Regions from separate parts of the Mus musculus genome. Here region 2 is linked to region 1. The links are chromatin loops, found by intact Hi-C in ENCODE. Cell type or tissue: heart. All regions are shown on one strand.

Region 1 (2,500 bases):
AGGGAAGACCCTGTACACCATCCTAATGCGACTCTCACGTTTGAAGATTTTGTTTTGAAAATAGATCTCTTAGTCAGACCCAGTGGTACAGAGTGATGCCAGCTATCTAAAGAGACTGAGGCAGGAACACAATAGATTTAAGGCCTTCTTGGGCTATAGAGTAAATTCAAGGCCAGCCTGGACAGCTTCGTGAGACCTTATCAAAAAAGTATATGAAAAGGACAGAATGTAGCTCAGCGGTTGAGTGCCTGCCTAACATATGTATGGCCTTGGATTCAATGTATAGTATAGTATAGAAAAATAGATAATTTATGTATTTTTACAAAGGCTTACAGGTGCTTTACCTGGCTGTAGCATTAGCCACATGCTCAGCCGAGTTTCTTCTTTCATAAAGTTACTGACGACCCTTACCAGAGCTGTGCTTATTATTCCAGATGTGGTTAAATGCATGCATGCTTCTTTTCAGCTGGATGCCAGATCAAGATTCAGAGGGAGAAAAGGATATTGATAACATGCTGAACGCAAGATGAAAGTCACCCAGGATTTTCCATGGTCCTTAACAGAAAGGAACCAAACGGGAAGCACAGCAGCTGCCGCATCTCTTCCACCTCTGGGCCAGGTGTTCCTCCCAAGGACACCAGAGAAAATGGATCAGTGCTGTTTCTGAATGAGTCTGCTGGCTGAAGTCATTTATAGAAGATCCATGGGACTAAACAACTATGGGCTAAGAATGTGTCTGGGGAATTACCTAATGAAGAGATTATGTTCAAGGATGACTCTTCGATCAGATTACACAGTGTGTGAATTCAGGAGGCCATGATGAGATTGGCATAGATAGTGGCTCCTCCAACTCTTTTTTCTGTTTCTTGGTTTCAATTTTAGGCCAACCCCCTCCTCATAAAGGGGTGAAATCAGCCATAGACCACATCCTCAAGATATGGGTGGGCTCCAAAAAGGAGAGCATAGGCTGGCCCACAAGTCACACCCTGCTGAAGGACGCTGCTCCTTCCTGGGTCATATGCTTGGTGATCTTGGCTAGATCCTGGTCGCATGTACTGTGCTGACACCATGCACAATCACATAAGATAAGTTATGGGCCTCATCCCTAAACACTGGAATGCAGCAAATGGACACAACAGATGTTCACTCTAGATAACAAATGTCAATGACATGAAGTGGCTGGAAAAGTTTAGAATCCTTAACATATTATTTTGACCACTTAACACAGTAGAAAGCCATCAGGGCACTAAATCTTCAGTGTGATTCTTGCCATTGAACAGAGTGGCAATTCTATATTGTTCTGTAGTTCACTGGGGCTAAAGCAGTCAAGGACTGGAAGTTCACTTGCTATTTTAAAAGTTTTTGAAGCTATGAGGATTCCCTAGGGTGTCACTGAGGTCTGCTCTATGTACTGCCCCCACTGGGAGTAGGAGGTACTGCACCCTTGTGCTCTGTGTACTGCCCCCACTGGGAGTAGGAGGTACTGCACCCTTGTGCTCTGTGTACTGCCCCCACTGGGAGTGGGAGTATTGCACCCTTCAGTCCTGCCACCTATGTCCCAAGCTTGGTGTCTGTGTGCAGTGTGGAGGAGTGCACATTCTGCATGCTAGGAAGCTCGACCATTGAGCCACACCTTCCACTAGTGCTTCAGTTTCAACAGAGAGTGAAATGTGTTTGTATGAAATGCCTCCATTTGAGTAGATAGAGCTTTATTTGGAAAAAGTCACATGTCTCATAATTGGACTTTGACTTAGACAACCCCATGGAGTTTAGAGTGTTCGTGGAGCATGCTGCAGTCACCACTATCTACTTCCAGAACAGTCTCATCCTTTCCAGAAATGTAACCACTGGTCAGCACTCTGCCCTCTCCCTCTGGTCCAGGTCTATTAGATGAGTGGAACTATGTAGTCCTGTCTTTTCTGAGTCCTGTTACCAAATTCGACAGGTTTATTGGCATGTAGCATCAGTCTGCAGTGTAGTTCTGCTGAGTAGCATCCACAGTAGACAGACACTGTGTATTTCTCCATCGAGCAGATGAGCTCTGAGCTGTTTCTACTTTGGGGCTTTTGACTAATGCTATGAACGTTTCATTTAATACATGCCTTAGAGTTGAACTCCAAGGTCGTATCATGACGGCCTCAATTATATTTTCTACAGTGATTTTACCACATTTCATGCTGTCATGGGATCTAGGCTCCAGCACCCCTGACTTTCACAACTGCTCATATTGCTGACAGCCATTCTGCTTGTGATAAAGAGGCATCTATTGGGATCTTGGTTGCATTTCTCTAGTGTCTAATAACCTGAGCAGTTTTTCGTGTGTTCATTGGCTCTCTATGCTGCCTTTGCAGAGTGTTTTCTAGTCTGCAGTCTGGCTTCCAGTTGGGTTATCTGTTTATTTTCCTATAAGATTTTTTATTTACTGTTGGCTCAAGTCTCTTAAAGATTAATTGGCATTTTTTTCTCAACGTGTTTGTCCTTTTCAATCTCTTGCTACTCT
Region 2 (2,500 bases), 450 kb before region 1:
GTCACACTTATTAACATATATAGAGGTTCAGGTAAAATAGTTGCTTTTACATTTTAATGCTTGCTTTGCAACTAACTGAATAGCTTTAGACCGGTAGTTTAATCTCTATCTGATCCAGTTGCCTTTAACTGAATTCAAGAGCACATGAGATGAACCTAAATAATTGTGATTTCAAGGTCTTCTCTTCCAATCCATTTTTTTTTTTGACAGTTTAACATGTCTTCTTTCAAGTGTACAAGGATTCCTAAAAGATATGTCAAACTGGAGTTTACCTTGATACATTAACTATGGTCCACAATTAACCAGCCAATGGCTGACAGAGTCTGCAGTAACTATAAGGCATGCTTTGTCCTTGACAGTTGGGATTCATCAGTGAACTACATAAAGGTGACAAGAGTCACAGGGAAGGGAGACACATTGCCAGAATAAAGACTGTAAATCTGTGTGAGTCATGTTTAAATAGGACTACTAAAATAGTTACACGTGAGTCATTTTAAGGAGTTAAACTAAATGATTATTATGTATCGTATCACAAATTATTTTAGTTATCAGAACACAATCTCCCCACCCTCAGACACGATGAGTGTGTAGCCCTGGATCTCCTGAAACTACCTCTGTAGACCAGGCTGACCTTGAGCTCACAGAGATCTATTTGCCTCTGCCTCTGGGTTGAAGGCCTGACATACCTTCTGAGACAGACTGTAGCTGACAGACAAAATGAAACAATCTAACTTTTGAAAACCTGGTAGAATTCTGTTTCTACAGTGTTACTTTGCATAGCGACCCACACCCATATTTTACTTTTTTAAATGAAAAACTTTTTATACAATGCATTTTGATCACGTTCCTTCCTCTCCCCGTTTTTTTCAGATCCCACCACCTCCCTATCCACCCAACTTTATGTTCTTTCTTTAAAAAACCAAAACCTATGAAAACTAAAGTCAAAATAAGTAAAAGATCAACGAGACAAGACCAAAAAAGAAAAAAAAAAAAAAGCCCGTGGAGTTTGTTTTGTGTTGGCCACCTACTCCTCTGTAGGCGCCTGGGCTAGGATGTGGTTGATATACCCAACTACACTCTATTTTAACAGCTTTAGCTGAGCAAGGGATGGAACTCACTCAGTCTAGGTTTGAACTGTACCGCCGAGCAATCCACCCCCAGCTCTCTGCTTTCATCTTCATTACTGGTGTTATAATTATTTCCTCAGGAGGCTCTTACTTCCATGCTCTGGGAGACACTTCTGCAACTGCCAACACATGCTTCTCCCTGACAGAGTGTAAAGCAAGACCTAACTACAGGCCTACCTTCCTCACAAGGCCTTACCAAAACTATTTGCTATCCTCCTAATAACGCGATCCAAACCTGGAAGTGATTACGAACTTTTAAGCAAGCTTTACTCTTCGGGAGCAGGCACGCGACTAGCACTGAATGTCTTGTTTAGTTTACCCTACGCCGTATTAGAAATCAACTGTTCCCAATAATGAAATTACGTCCGGAGCACCAGGTGTAATCTGCAGAGCTTTCAGAACCAATAGGAGGGGCCCATGGGACGCACGCGTGCTCTCCGCAGCACCCACTCCTGCTCAGCGTGTGCCTCCACAACCCGCAAAGAATTCACTGGAACTGCTTCCGGCTTCACTCACCTGCCACTTCCGGTCGCGCCCGCAGCAGCTTTTTCTGCAAATTAAAACTCAATCAACCCACGTGGAACCCAGAACACTCAGCCCTCTAGACGCAGTTGCTGGGGAGTCCTCCCCAGCCCCGCCCAAGAGACCCGCCCTCAAGAGGCCACGCCCCCGTAAAGCTCGCCCCCTGGATAAGCCACACCCCCAGGAGGTCGTGGCTAAGCCTGAAATAGAAGCAAATATTTTTAAGGTTATTTCCTTCAGGCCAATGCATTTAGAACTAGATTCATTGAAAGGACAAAGTCCACTTACCAAAATATGTAAAGACGAGCTGGGTGATTCCTATGCTGGTTTCTTTCAGCAAGAGTTGGCTAAACTGTGTGGTCCAAAATGGTCTGTTCACACTCAGGAGGTGCTGTCTAGCTGCTGGGGCGGTTCGATTCAAGGCACTTGGAAGCGCTTCAACCGCATTCCTATGGCCCCAGGAACAACAAAGCCAGACTAGAGTTAAGGAATGAGATCACGGACCCACTTCTTGATGAGCAGAGCCCAAAGAATTTGTGGTCATTCCTCGCTCTTCCACAGAAACCAGTCTCTCCTCCTTCAGTTAGAATGGAAGCCTCTCCAGCCTTGCCTCCTGGTACTGCTAACGCAGTAAATGAGCAGAGTTAATTCAGGGTATATAAATTAGCTGCACCACAGACAGGACTCCTGTCTGTTACTGCAACTTTGATGAGATCAGTCTTCAGCTGGATGGTATTATGAGGGTGGGAAGGGATACTTTTCCATTCGTCATTGTAGGAATTTTGCTAGTTATCAAAATAGCCCCACATTGTGTTGCCCTTAGTAGGGCTCCTAAATTAGTAGTCTGCTTC

What was found. Peaks named below come from ENCODE experiments on the same cell type or tissue, not always from the same donor. Only the 100,000 strongest peaks of a DNase experiment are listed, where the experiment ranks them.
Region 2: it touches region 1 in a loop (2.9-fold over the local background); 7 of 42 quality-filtered maps call a loop at or near these places.

What each region holds. Positions count from the first base shown.
Region 1 is chr1:37,418,594-37,421,093 of GRCm38, reverse strand. It overlaps Coa5 (cytochrome C oxidase assembly factor 5), which reads left to right. Exons shown (of 3, transcript NM_198006.4): 3 at 467-2,500. The coding sequence ends at 508. Among named protein-coding and RNA genes, the nearest start is that of Coa5, 10 kb to the left of the region's middle. In heart, a CTCF peak has its summit at 1,465; a DNase peak (open chromatin) is centred at 1,533.
Region 2 is chr1:37,871,469-37,873,968 of GRCm38, reverse strand. Lipt1 (lipoyltransferase 1) reads right to left here and starts at 1,750. Exons shown (of 2, transcript NM_001037918.4): 1 at 1,644-1,750. In heart, a CTCF peak has its summit at 1,559; DNase peaks (open chromatin) are centred at 1,748 and 2,068; H3K4me3 peaks cover 1,740 bases; H3K27ac peaks cover 1,357 bases.